Regions from separate parts of the Homo sapiens genome. Here region 1 is linked to region 2. Evidence: chromatin contacts called from ENCODE Hi-C data. All regions are on one chromosome and are shown on one strand. The core of a region is the stretch at or near the end of the contact, and the rest is flanking DNA. Distances in the headings are between cores, read along the strand shown. Region 1 has its middle 180 kb from the start of LINC02871. Region 2 has its middle 24 kb from the start of LINC02871.

Region 1 (7,522 bases), core at 625-3,124, 200 kb after region 2:
AAGAGGTTTAATTGGCTCACAGTTCTACAGGTTGTACAGGAAGCATAGCACAGCATCTGCTTTTGGGGAGGCCTTAGGAAGCTTACAATCATGGTGGAAGGCGGTGGGGGAGCAGGTGTCTTACATGATAGGAGGAGGAGCAAGAGAAGTCGGAGCCACCACACACTTAAATGACCAGATCTCAGGAGATCTCATTATCACGAGGACAGCACCAAGTCATGTGGGTCCCACTCCCATGATCCAGTCACCTCCCACCAGGCCCCTCCTCCAACATTGGGGATTACAATTCAACATGAAATGTGGGGGAGGACAAATATTCAAATGATATCTGCATTCATTACAAGGAGTTACTAAACTTTCACAAAGTAGAATAAAGTAGTTCAAATGATAAAAATAGGGCAGAGAAGATAAACATTGCCAAAATTTGGTTCATTGAAAACACAAAATTTTAAAACATCTAGAAAATTAATTTTAAGAAAAGGAAAAAAAAGAAAGCCCAAATAATCAAAATCAGGAAGACAAGGAGGCCATCACACACATAATGCAGACATTGTTAAGATATTACGAACACTCTTGCAAATAAAATGGAAATTTCAGAAAAAACTTGAAAACAATCTTAGAAAAATATAACGTGACTCATCTTACTACTTTTATATACACTTAATGGGAACCTACAGTGGTTTAAATTTTAGAAACAATTGTAAAAGGCCTTAAATATATTCATATACTTTTACTTCGTAGTCTCAATTCTCGGTAAGTTTGCAAAGGAATTATGCCTAAATGCAAACAATAACAACAGCGACCTTGACATACAAACACATTCCACATAGTTACTTACTCAAAAAAGAAAACTGGGCCAAATCAAGTGTGAAACTATTGATGAACAGCTAAAAAAATGGAGACAAGTGGGCCAAAACATCGTTTTTTTTTAATCCACTTTTTTGAAAAATGAGAAATCTATTTTTATTTCATTTTGTTTATATTTGGGCATATACTATAAATGTCCAGCAACAAAGACATTAATTAAATAAGTGATAGAAATATACTATGAAATACAATGAAATCTTTAGAGATGATTGTGTAAAAGTCTTTTTATATTTTGGGGACTCTAGCCCATTTGCATAAATTATCTTAATCCTATAAGAGGAAAATACAGAACCAGTAGGGAAAAAAGAACAAGATCATGGCAAGCTGAAAAGGCACAAAACTTCACTAAATCAAGTCAGGATTCAAAGAGAAAATCTAGCTTTATAGGGAAGCAGTATTAATAATAGTAAAACCCCAATAGTCCATTGTAATGCTTGAGACAAGGCCTCACATTTCAGCAGGTAGAATTATTACCACCCTGGGGACTCACGACCACAAGTCCATCTGTGATCAAAGCAACTCAGTTCCAAGTTTCACTGGATTTGGTGGTGATGTTCCTGATAGGCCTTATTTATCAGTTCTATGGTGACCATTAAAAAAAAAAAAACTCTCACACACACAACAGAATATTTTAAAAATTGAAGTTCATTTTATAATCAATAAGCACACTTAATGCAATGCTATTTTTCATTATTACTAGGTTGATAGTTTATCTTAAAGTTTAAGGCATCTTATTGTCAAGGAACCATAGTGTTTCCAGGGTTCTTCAGACTAGCTCAGGAACTGTGCCTATGGGTGACACCTGGCATTAGAGTTAGCACAGAGGACTTAAAAGCATTGGAAGGGAAAGGAGACCAGAAGTGAAACTGTAGATCATAACACAATCGAGTTATTAACAAAGATTACTTCCAGGTCTCAAAAGCTTGTGCTCTACTATGAGAGACAGGCTAAGAACAGTGACAAACCCTAGAATATCCTCCAGCAAATACTAGGAAGTTGGTTCGTAAGATCACTTTCCCAACTGCTACGCCCTCTGTTGGTAGGCACAGTTGATGAGTCTGACCTCACACAGAGTTTTGCTTCTGTCTTTCAAAGTCTGCAGGTTGGAAGGTGTAAAGCTGTGGAGTTTCACTGCCAAGTTCTGTGGCACAGGCTGTATACTCTAAGAATTTAAAGGCGAGATATTGAAAAGGACTAAGGAAGGATTAATGAGTTAGAGTTGGGGCTTAAAGAATTTCAATAGGTAAAAAGAGGGCTTTTCCAGGGCTAATAAACATGGAACTTGAGAGGGGAAGAAGGAAGGTGCATTTTTGGCATAGTGTTTCTTCTGGAGCATTTCCTTATTCAGCTCTGGAAGTTCTTTGGCTAAACTGGAATTGCAAAGGCAAGAATCTACTTGGAAATAACTGGAATGTGACAATATATTTCTCTCTGCTTCTCCCTCCTGACACAGAATTGGAGCCTAAGCCTCTTTGAGACTTTTCAGTCAAAGCTGGATTTTCATGCTAACGTATCTTAACCATACAGGCCCATTCCACATCTTGCAAATCTTGTGCCAGAAAAGGATTTCCACTGCCTTGCAAAGCTGTCCTGGCACAAACAGACCTCTGCGGGCATAGAACAGAATGAGCACAGAAAGACTACACAGCTTCCTGTGCTTGACAGGGTAGGAAGGAGGCTCTGCGCTATTCCCCTCGGGGGAAGAATCCCACACACTAAGTATAATTTCCAGGCAAGTTGAGTAATGGGGCAAAATTAAATTGGACTCTCCTTCTGTCTTAAACCTAATTAATCTTCCTCTACCATGCACTTACTCCACTAAAATATGGCATTAAAATTCCAGCACTTTAGTTAGCACTTTCCAGCAGCTTTCTATAAGGAGTAGTAACCTGATCTACTAGTTCATGAAATCCTAATATGGAATAATTTAGAAAAGTGAAAGGGTTGGTTCTCAGCAAATAAATAAGATATTGACTTAGGAATTTTAGATCCCAACAGTAGAAAAGCAGTGCCCCAGAGATATAAGTATTGTTATTATTATTACTTTGTTGTGTGATCTTGAGTCTAAGAAATCTATCATGTTAGTTGTTAGTGTAATTACATGCTTTGTGAGCATACTCCTTGCTAAGGATTTGTGGAAACAGAACTCCCTAATCTATAACTGTTAGTAACTCATATTTATTTTGAATTTGTTCTGGCTTCTGTTTTTCACATATTTAAGTGTCAGATTTGCTGTTGTGTGCTAGGAAAAAAAATGTTTACTTCAAAATCAACCATATTTTGATTTCAATGTACATCACAGCTTCAGGGTAGAAGTGCCCAGGATTGAGATGGTTGAACAAGGGTATATTTTCCACCTGCCTTAAAACTTAATTACAACTAGAATCTTTTCTTCCCCCTTAAGTGAGTAAATCCCAGACCAAACCTCTCATGTATTTACTTGTTTTGTCCATGCTAAGACTACAAAAAGAGAAAACATATTCTGGCAACAGTTATCCTAAGAGAGAAAAATTGCAAAATACCTAACATGTTGAAACATTTAGAAATATACCACAAATATTCATGTTTATGGGTTGTTTATATGTGCATTTACATATATATGCATATATTATTATGATAGCTTAATAGGAAAGATTCCTGCATATTATAAAACTTAGATTTATCACCAACTCTAGTTTTATGACATTGACTAGAAAGGAAGGACCAGAAATAATGGTTCTCTTTAGCTTTAGATTGGGTGATTTTTACCATTTATGTATATTTTATTTGATTGGCATAATATAGTGGAGCACATGAGCAGGTCATGTACATAATTCTCTTTTTTTTCCCTGAAGGCCAAGCATATAAGAACATAAGAGTGAAGTTCTAAAAGATTTTGTAGATAAATGATTGCAATAAGATGACTATCGATATTTAGGTATGTTTTAAAAGGACAGAAACTTAATTTGTTGTTTCTTATTGTATTGTTTCTTTAATATTTACTTAATTGCTTTCATTATTAAATACCTATAATTAATTGATTGCATGAAGAAAGCAAGAAATAAGTGAATAAAAAATATGTCTATACCAAATGACATATATAAAGTATAAAACAATGATCAGTTAGATCATAAATATTTTAGCTTCTGCAGTTCATACAGTCTCTGTTGCAACTAGTCAACTCTACCATTTTAGAGCAAAAACAGGTATGGATAAAGTATAAACAAGTGAGTGTGGCTGTATTCCAATAAAATATTGTTTACTAAAATAGTCTACAGGCTGAATTTATCCCATGGGTCATGCTTTGTCAAGAGCTGATTTAAGGCATCAAGGGCAGCCCTTTATTCTCAAAATAAATAATTAGCTTATAGGTATTTTAATAATTTGCAAGACTTCATGAAAGGATCGGCTCAGAGGAAACACAATTCACCCAAACTTTCTACTGACAAGTCATCAGTATATAGATGGTGTACAGGACCAAGCAGGCCTTTAGACTTTCTCTCCTCCCTGCCACTAAATTCCTTTTGGCCTTGCTGTATTTTATGAGTTATTCTTGTTTCCAGCCTAATACGAGGAAAATGGGTAGATGGCATAAGAGGACATTGAATGTACTGAAGGCAGCCCAAATATTCCATGCATTAGTCACTTCGGATATCCAGTGGAGTGAATGCGGCATTCATTAATGCCCAATGTCGGCCCGGGCAAAGTCCAGACAGTCTGCTGGCAGCAAGAAAGCTAAAGGCAAGAAGGCCTGTGTCGATTGTCGTCTGTACTTACGAGGCTGAGAAACAGTAGCTATGAATCAGCCTGTCTGAGACTCTGCTGTCATTATTTGCAGCAGTAAGGAAGATAATATTTTAAAAAGCTTTCAGGAATAAAATGAGTCTTAACCACTAGAGGAAGAATCACAGTCTGCAGCTACATTGCCTAGAGGCTTAATGATGATTCATTGCAAATTAGACCAATTAAGAATACCCCCCATATTGTAGTCTTGAGTGGCTTAGATAAGATCATTGGTTCCCTTTGACTCCTGGGATCCTAAAATAAATGGGATCTCAGAGATTTCTGGTTCAGGGCTTGTGGAATGTTAGAAGTATGAGGCATCTCACTGGAGATCTGGTCAACCCATTTCTTTACAGATGCGTAAACTGAGCTCTGGTGAGGTAAATGACATCCAGTGATTCATAATTAGTCGGTGGTGAGGTAGAAATTGAGCCAGCACTCTTGATTCTGGGTTGATAGTTTGATTCTTTTATTAAGACAATTGTTATGTATTCAACCAATGTAGTTTGCACATTGTTTTCCAAAGTGATTTCATCAGAGAACCCCTTTTGTTTCCTCACATGGTTCAGAGAAGACCAGAGTTCTCCAGAACCTACTTCAGGAAACTCTTTAATGACTACCCGACACCTTCAAGCCCTTTCAACTCCACCCACACATGCTGTTTTCAAGTCTGGAAAATGAGATCCAAAGAGACTAGGTTGTTGGCTCCTGACCTTGCCTGTATATTAGAAGTACCTACAGATCTTTTAAAAATTCCAACTCCAAGCCACACCCAGACCAATAAATCACAATCTCCAGGGGCAGGACAGAGACATCATATTTTTTGACGTTTCCCAGGTGATTTTAAAGTACAGACAAATTTTGGGAGCCACTGGGACAGGGCATTTCTACCTCTGCTATATCTCACATAGGAAGGCATCATCCATTATGGTGAAAACATGATTTGAGGACATTAGAAGAGATGGAATAACATTTCTTGAAAGGATGCCCTGCCACCATTGTGAACACACATCAGAGTAGTTCTGAAGAACAAAGGAACAAATATAGGTGAAAGTGCTCTAGAAAACTGAAGGATTTATATAATATATTCTTCTTTTATTTTAGGAGGTATTCAGACTTGAGCTAGCTGTGAATGCTGTTTTATCTAACTATTTACTAGGAAGAATTATTCTGAAATCAGAGAATCAGTAAATTTTCAAAAGCACTTAACTTTTGAAAGTAGACCTAAAATTAACTCAATTTTTCTCCTGAGATTTTTAATATTGTTGCTGCTGCTGCTTCTCTGATGATATCTCGATGGGAGTCTATCTGTTGTAGGATCTCAACTTAGCAGCTCACCTGTTTTTCTTTCAGAGAGCTTTAGTACATAGTATATGCTGTTTAAAGATAGAAGCAAGAGTTTGGGTTTATTCAACCTTTACACAGAGTAATTTACTTGTGCTGGCTTAAAAACTAAGACCCAAAAACTATTTTTAGAAGAAATTATGTTTATCCTATATTTAAAATTCAAAATATTTCAGATGCATTCAATGAAAGGAAATGCAGGACATGTCATAACTGAGCTGCTTTCTTTTATTTGATGCTCTCACATAAAAGGCTTATTACCATATTCCATTCAAACACAATTTTTAAATGTTTTCTGAGTCTTCTTAAATCAAATCCTCCTCTACCAACACAGTTGGGTAATAGATGGCTTTGGAACAATTAGCTGAAGAGGAGGATGATGATGTACTTTTATATATTTCAATTAGAATAACACTCCAGTCGCATTGTTGAGATTGTTGTTTCTGGATTGCAGTTCCAACGTCATACTGAGTTTGCTCATTTTCATGAGCCAAGATGGGCTCTCTAGTCCTTGATTCCCTGGCTCATCTCAGCTTGTAATAATTGCTTCCATACTTTCCCACTCGTTCCCTTACTTCGGGTTTGTCCTCTCGTCCCTTCAGTTCCTGTACCCTTCCAGAGGTAAGGCAGAACAGCAAGAGCCCCTATCCCAGAGTTGTTTATCTAAAACAAATTCACTGTCTCAATACAGTCGAATGCATTCTAGTTTCCAGAGGCTGTGGTTGCATTGTAAACACACAATACTTACTTAGGTTGTGTTTAATTGGGGTGGCTTTAAGAGATTCTGGGAGGAGCTAAGTGACCTCTCACTCCCAGCTACCCATCAGTGTATTCTCTCCCATAGAAGTTTAAAATTTAAGGCAAAATGAAACTGTCTTACAACTCCTGATTCTTACACTCATCTTCAAATATCTTGCTTTCTGTAGGAAATTGCTTTGTGAGATTTAGGAAGGAAAACCCAAGAAATACTTGCCCTGAAAAACCAATGAACTGAGATCTATAATGGAAGAGCTAGTGCCCTTGTAAGACGGAAATCTCAGACATTGGCATCTTTTCTATTGTCCTAGTGACAGACTTATCAAAATAAACAGACAACGATGCTCTCCTGAAGTGGCAGAAATTCCTCTTGAAATTCTAGGAAAGTGATCATGATGGGGAGATCTCCAGAGCAGAGTCACTCAAATCAAGACAAGATAGGAGAGGAGGGAAGTTGAGCTGCCCATCAGGAGAAAGAAAACAGACTGATAGCATCTCCACCTCCACCCAAGAAGGCCCAGTGTTTGCTTTTCTGAGATTTTAACCAGAGTTACACTGATCAAACTTCCATTCTAACCAAACGACAGGTCTTTTCGATCGTTAGTTTTTATGTGTGGGCAGCCTGATGTCCCAGGCATCCATGTGGTCGGCTCGGTATTTTCATCCTGTCCAGTGGATGCTGATCTTAGAAACCACATGCCCTCAGCTGCTTCTACTTCTGGAGCACCATTTCCAACCCCAAGTTAACAAAAACTAAACAGCTATAATATATTTCAGTAGGTGAAATTGGAAA
Region 2 (7,453 bases), core at 2,044-4,543:
CAAGACAAGAAGAAACATCCAGCTGAGTCCAGCCTAAATTGCTGATCTGCAGAATTGTAAGCTAGATAAATAGTTGTTGTTTAAAGACACTACGTTTTGGGATGGTTTGGGATACACCACTAGCTAATAGGTAAAATAAGATTTAAGAAACTTTAAAATAATTTAAAATAAAACTTTAATACATTTTATGGGATGATTCAGGAGACTCCTTCTGAAAAATAAGCCTTGTGGGGACAATGCTAACTAAAAATACAGTTTCTGAACACAAATTGTACTTTATTGCAGCAGTTAGCCTCTGCTCTTTTATTGTAGTATAATTAGTGTAATATCAAATAAACCTGGTTCAAGCCAAGACAGGGAGGTTTCTAAGTACCAATAAGTTGTCTGTCTTGGTAGAAATTTAAAGGAACATGTTGAGTTTATTATTGTGTGGCATGTTATTTATCAGCAGGAGTGATTTTTGACAAAGAGGCCCCAACATAAATTTTCATTCTATTAAAAAATAATCGCAAAGTCCTGCTCCCAATCCAAGGCCACAAATAATTTAATTAAAGCCTATAAAACAGGACACACAAAAAAGTCACTCTGTTTCCTCCACTCCACAACTTGTATGTGTGGCTTACAATGCATTTACTTTATTATCAGTCTTGATAAACTCTGGGGAAGAAAGCCAGGGGTAACCCACCTAATCCTTTCATGAAATGTCTCTCACATGACTTTGAGTTTGTGGGATCTTTTCTCAGACCCCCATGCCTGAGTGCCTTTTGCTGATGGCCCTTCCCCATGAGTGAGGAAGTTGGGTCACTAGTTGAACACTAGGTTCAAGAGAGCATGAGAATCATGCTTGCAGCTGCAGTTAGCTGAGGGGCTGGTGGAGATCACTGCTCCATGATTCTGTATTCTGAGTTCTGCCATTTTAATGATATCTGTACATGTTTTCTATCTTTGAAGATTCTTGGATTTTTACATATCAGAATCCCAAGGCTGAGATATAAAAATTTTAAAAATTAAACTCTTTGATTTTTAAAACCAGTTATTTGCTAAGTTCATGAAATATCCATTTTCATTAAATGAAGAGGTCTATGTGTCTGAGAATTGCATTGGTTTTCTGTCTGGGGGTATAGTGGTTCTCCCCCTGTCCACTTCTGCCAGTTCTGCCAGCATTATTCTTTCTTTACCCCACAGTGCAGGCTGAGGGGAACACCTGCTCTGCACTCTGGGTCCAGGAAAATATTTCATAGACTCATGGGAAAGACCATGTCTTATGGCAGAATGGAGGCTAATTTGGAGGTTAGGAAACCTTGCTCTAATTCTTGCTCTGCCACCCGTTACTGAATGATCTTGGATAGCTCACCAATTAGCTTCTGTTTCACCTATAGAAGGAAAATGTGGGAGTTGACAACCTCTTATATTTCTTTATAGCTACTTATTATGGCAATAATTGGTCAGCATTGGAAGACATGGCCACTATATCTATGATTTTCACTGATTTTATTTCAAGAGCTAAAATAGCCTAAAGAACCTTAGGATTGCCTCCTGCCCTGGCTCGATTAGCCACCTTTAAGGCTTTGAACTCAAAAAGTCCTTAATGCCTTGGGGTTCATGTCCAGGTGATATTTGCAAATGAATATCAATCCTGAAATAATTTAGAGGTATTTTCATTTAACATGTTTAAAGTGAAATTTTTTTTTTGCTTAAAATGGTATGCTTCAATTATGTGGAATTTTTAATTATAGAGACTTGAAATAATTCATGTGATTCACTAGTCCTGGAACTTCTTATCAAAGGATAGTGGGCCTTTTACCAACTCCATTAGGCTATCTCTACAGAAACACATCCTCATGTGAAGGTTTAGTCAAAGAGTTTTGTTGTTATCCAGAGCATGCTGCCCTTTAAAGAGAAGAAAGCTTTCCTTTTTGGGAAAAGACTTCTCTGATCAATTTTGGCTGAGGCTTAAGCAATGATTTATGGGTTTCAGTTGACCCATTTGTTATTTATCTAGGCAAAATGAGTTTTCTATTGATTGAATGTCTCCCCTGATTACGTTTAATCTTTGGAGTGGGATCTAAGGATGGAAGAAAGAGACATTCATGATAAATGTAGCTTTTTTTCCCTAGGAAAACTTGGGAGGAAGACATACTATACCACATGGTCCTTTCCTTTTTCTGTGGATGGCAAAAAGATGCATCACTTCCCGGAGCTTATGATAGAAGATGCTCCTTCGCCAGTGTGAGACACTTAAAAGGACAATGATTTGTGCAGGGAACTAACCCTGTGTGCTACGTGTCCTTTTGCTCCATTTTACTGATGTGACAATTGGAGCAGAATAGTTTATGTGGCAAATTTTCCCAGCATTTATTTGCACTGCTTACTACATTCACATTCTAGTTTACAAATCTTGACAAAGACAACTGAATAGGTGTTTTGCATGAATGTACTTATTTTGTATTGAAGTATGACACACATGCAGAGAAGTGACATTGTCATAAGCAAATGGCTTGATGGCTTTTACAAACTGAATGTATGTATAACCAACATCGAGAACTAGAAGCAGCTTTTTCAGCCCCTCCTTCCTGAAACTTTTCCTCTCCTTCCACCTTGACCAAGTGTAATCTCTCTCCTGACCTCTGGCAGAATAGGTTAGTTTTGCTTATTTTTATTTTTATATGAGGTGAATCTCTAGTGTCTGGGTTCTTTTCCTGAAAGCTGTGTTTATGGAATTCATCCATATCATTGTATGTGGTTATAGATTCTCATTGCTGTGTAGTAGTTCAATGGCATGAATATACACTAATCATTTATCCGTTCCACTGTTGATGTGCAATTGGAGAATTTCCAATTTAGAGCTATTATGAATAATGCTGCTAGAGCCATTCTAATGCATATCTTCCAGTGAACACATATACGCAGTTCTCTTGGGAATATTCCTAAGTGTGGAATTGCTGGGTCGTAGATGTACATTTTTAAAAATCATAATATTAGAGTCGAGTATGCAGAATTGACTGAATTCTAAAACCAAAAGCTAATTTTTTGAAGTGTGAATTTCTGTTTGGGGAAAGTGAATAATGTGAAGAAACATAACATTTTTATTTATGGAAATAAATTTCATGTCCTCTGAGCTAACATCGCCCGTTCTTACGTCTGAATGGCAGGATGTTGAGTGTGCTGACGCGGTCATTTTCTGCGGGGCTGCTCCCAGCTTAGCATTCTTGCCACATAAACTCTTCTAGCCCAAACCTTGAAATACTGCAGGAAGTGGCATCAGCCCTTTTGTGTTCTTTTCCGGCACCAGGTTGCTCATCTCTCCCTGTGCCCATTTGAGGTAATATACTGACAGTTGTCAAGATGAGTCATGGCTCTTTCTCAGACACACAGGGAGACCAAGTTTGTGACTAATCGACAAATCCTCTGGACACAGGCTGAGCCACCAAGAGCCACCCTCGTCCCGGCAAGTTCAGGCCTGGGCTGCAACCTCTGACAGCCAGAGGGGAAAGCAAACATTGGCAGAACAGTTCTGTTTATTTGCTTCTCTGATTTTGAAGACATGCAGCTTTCTCTCACTCTTCTCCATTTCCTCTAAAAAATTTTATTAATCTTAGCTTATTTATGGCCTTTAGCGTTTGTCTGCCTGTTCATGCATGTGCTCAGAATCTAAGGAGTATGGGCATGAATAGAGGCCTCAGGGGAGATGTGGGCTCAAGCCAAGTCCAAGTGGCCTTTGAGCATTGCTGTCTTCCTGGCCACCTTTCACTCCCTATGACTCCTCTGACTCCTTTGCACAGATGTCATTGGATTAATATAAAGCAGGACTTGAAAACAATAAAGAGAAATAAGACGTGAACAAGAAGGATAAGATGAGTTTTTAAGTGGTAGGTACTGATTATCTGCATAGATGTTTCAGGTCTCCTGAGATTTTTCTGGAAACCATTTTCCCAACTGTCCCAAGTTAGTTTTCAGACATTGCTCTAGAGTTGTGTGTGTATGTGTGTTAGTACAATGTCAGCACTAGGTTTTGCAATCACATATGTGCTGCTAGTTCTGTAGCATCTCCATGGAACTAGCCCTTGCAATTATAACAAAGTCTGATATTGGTTGGCTACAAGTAGGTATTGCCTTGTGTATGAGTTGGGTGATATTTTGAATCCCTGGAATTGTCCTCTTCACTTTGCAACATCCACTCACTCAGAAAAAGCCTTGCATCCCTTGCCTGAAGGGTGGAAGAGGTGGGGGTTTAAATTAGTTTCAAGGGACTGGACAATTTCATTCTCACCTACTGAAAGCACCATGTTTGTTGAAGAGAAACTTTCAGAGTAGGCTCAATTAAGCCCAGACAGTTTGATTTAACTTGTTTTTAATTGTAATGGGTTATTTTTTCTGGCACGGAGCCACCCAGAATTTCATCTGTGAGTTCCCCAGATAATCTCCATCTACTTTCACAATTTTCTCAGCAATATTCAGAATTCCCACTACAGTGGGACCTTCTCCCCTCCCCTGTTTTTGTATTCTTTACATCATTCAAGGGTTTGGAGATTAGAAGGCATCCTCTTGGTGAATTGTGGCTGGGAGAGGGGGTTTCTGCAGGAATACTCTTCACAAATCTACAGTCTGTCTTCAGAGGCCAAACTTGTTTCTTGTAGAACTAGAAGTCTCCAACAATGGCAGGCCCCCTTCCTATATTCAGCAATTCCTTCTGTGTCTCAAAATCAGGGAGTTATTGCCTAATCTTTATTACAAAGAAGGGCCTGTTACCATCTCGGTTGGAAAGAGGAGGAATGGAGGAGTTAGTGTTAGGGAAACCAGTGCCCATTAACCTACCACGGTGGTTTGTAAAGTGTGGTCCCTGGATCAGCAACATAAGCATCACTTGAGGACCTCTGAGAGAAGCACACTTACTGAACCAGAAATTCTGGGGCTGGGCTTTTAACAGGTTTTAACAAGCCTTCCAGGTAATTCTCAAACAGGCTACAGTTTGGGATCAACTTCTTTCATCAAAGATTGCTTTTGCCAGTCTTAAATAGTAAGACTGTAAATTTTGGAAGAAGTATCTCTGGGTTTTTCTTCTTCTTCTTTTTTTCTCCATTTTCTTCTGTTTTTCAGTGGTGGTAACTTGTACTGCAAGACAACAGGTATAAAAAAAACCCATGTGAAATATTAGCTGCAATTTCTTTAAGCCTGGGCTCTCTTTTTCCCAGTGGAAGACAGAAGAGCTACTGCAAAATATATTGAATGTTTATCCCCTCACCTTGTATATATTTGAAAAACGATTAAGTCTCTAATCTTAAGTTTCTGAACTGAATGCCTTCCAGACCAGGCTATCTCTCTGTCTTGATTTTTCTGAATAAAGTTATTAACTGCCTTTTTTGATGTATTCTTTTGCACGGTGGCTTCAAAATAGTGTTTTGGTTTTCTTTCCTTTCCTTTTGTTTTTTTCTGGAAATTTCTCCCAAGGGATTCTTAATTATGGACCTCTGTTGAGTATATATGATAACACAAAACTCTGGTTATGGCTGGAAAGCATAGAATTCAGAAGAAGGCTGTCTTACCACTGCTACACCAACAAGTCGAGATAGGTGTTCCACAGTTTGTCCATTACAGGATAAATAGAGAATGGAAGGGCTCACTTCCTGAAACCTCAGTTGATGTCTAACATAGTGCGGGAAGGAGAAGTCATGGAGCAACAAATCATCCATTGTTCATTTCCTTGTCAAAGTTCTGGAAAGCTTTGGTGACTACCCATTTAATTATGAGATTTAAAATCACCTTATTAAAGTATAATTTATATACAATAAAATATTAAATATTAAATATAGAGTTTGATGAGCTTGATGGATGTATACAACTGTCTCACAAATTACAATATATAACATTAATTATTATTATTATTATTTAGATACAGGTTCTCACTCTGTCACCCAGGCTGGAATACAGTGGTATGACCACAGCTCCTTGTAACCTCAAACTCCTGGGCTCAATCAATCCTCGCACCTCAGCCTCCCAAAGTACTGAGATTACAGGTGTGAGCCACCGTGCCCTCCCATAATATATGATATTTTTATCAGCCAGAAACTTCCCGGATGTTCCTTTGTAGCCAGCCCCCCATCCCTGCCCTATGCAGCCACTGATTTGATATCTAGCACTACAGATTAACCCTCCTTCTCCTAGAACTTCATACAAATGGAATCAAACAACTTTTATGTTTATGTTGACTTCTTTCACTCAACGTAATATAAATATCCAAACTTATGCCCCAGGCTAACATTTTCTTTTCTTTTTTTTTTCATTTTTAATTAACTTTGAAGTTCCAGAGTATATGTGCAGATTTACTATGTAGGTAAACCAGTGTCATGGGGGTTTGTCATACAGATTATTTTGTCACCCCAGGGATTAAGCCTAGTATCCACTGGAAACCACAGGACACTTTGAAACTCCTTCAGGACAGAGGTAATTCACCTGCTGTGTTGCATATATCAGTATTTTGCTCTTTTACATTACTCTGTAGTATTCTATTATATGAATATATCCAATTTTCTGTTGACAGATATTTGGGTTGTTCTCAGTTTTTTAGCTTTTATCAATTAGGCTTCTATGAACATTTATGTATAAATCTCTTTATGGACATATGTTTTAATTTCTTTTGAGCAAATGCCTGAGGGTGAAATTGCTTAGCTATGTTTAACTTTGTAGGCAACGGCCAATTGTTTTCCAGAGTTGTTGTTCACCGAAAATCTATGAGGGTTTTAGTTGTTCCACCTGCTTGCCAACACACACAGACCATAAGTCTTTAATTTTAGCCACTTAAGTAAGTTTATGTGTCATCTCATTGAGAGATGGTTAATTTAAAAAAACCTCCTATCCTCTTGTGGGTTTCCTTGCTGGTAATTCTAACAAGGGGACCAATCAGCTTAGAGTATAACGTAGAGATGTATAAAATCTTCCGGTATGAAATTGACAGAGATCACTAGGTCATGTGCACAGCTGATTAACTATCGACCTGTGATCACACTGGGAACTTGAGGGCATCGCTTGTGCCCTCTTTTTTGGAAATTTAATCTGACTGAATATTTTCTCTTTGAATATTTAAATTTCTTTAAAGAAGTTAACAATTAAAGGAAGGCATTGTGTTAGTTTCCTATGGCTGCTGTAACAAATTACCACGCACATGTGGCTTAAAGCAACAGAAATTCCATTTTTAATTTAATCGTCTTTTTAAAAATTATTTATTTATTTTTTAAACTTTTATCTTAGGTTTGGGGGTGCACATGCAGGTTTGTTACATAGGTAAACTTGTGTCATGGGGGTTTGTTGTATATATTAGTTCGTCACTCAGGTACTAAACCTAGTACCCATCAGTTATTTTTCCTGATCCTCTCCCTCCTCTCACCCTCCACCCTCAAGCAGGCCCCAGTGTCTATTGTTTCCCACTTTGCATCCATGTGTTCTCATCATTTAGCTC

The links. A loop is a pair of places that touch in the nucleus more often than their neighbours do. Pooled maps may share reads with other maps.
Region 1: a loop to region 2 is called in a map of mammary epithelial cell, with 4 times the contacts of the local background. The contact joins two enhancer-like sites. A Hi-C loop is called at or near these places in 4 of 168 maps with a recorded cell type or tissue (HCT116, PC-9, endothelial cell of umbilical vein and 1 more) and 2 of 50 pooled maps.

What each region holds. Positions count from the first base shown.
Region 1 is chr20:11,203,442-11,210,963 of GRCh38, forward strand. No RefSeq gene overlaps it. Among named protein-coding and RNA genes, the nearest start is that of LINC02871, 180 kb to the left of the region's middle. Within about 2 kb of position 1,875, at least 8 of the 41 ENCODE cell types and tissues checked have a DNase peak (open chromatin) inside an H3K27ac peak, as active enhancers do; they include mammary epithelial cell, where a contact is called at or near this core.
Region 2 is chr20:10,998,643-11,006,095 of GRCh38, forward strand. No RefSeq gene overlaps it. Among named protein-coding and RNA genes, the nearest start is that of LINC02871, 24 kb to the right of the region's middle. Within about 2 kb of position 3,294, at least 8 of the 41 ENCODE cell types and tissues checked have a DNase peak (open chromatin) inside an H3K27ac peak, as active enhancers do; they include mammary epithelial cell, where a contact is called at or near this core.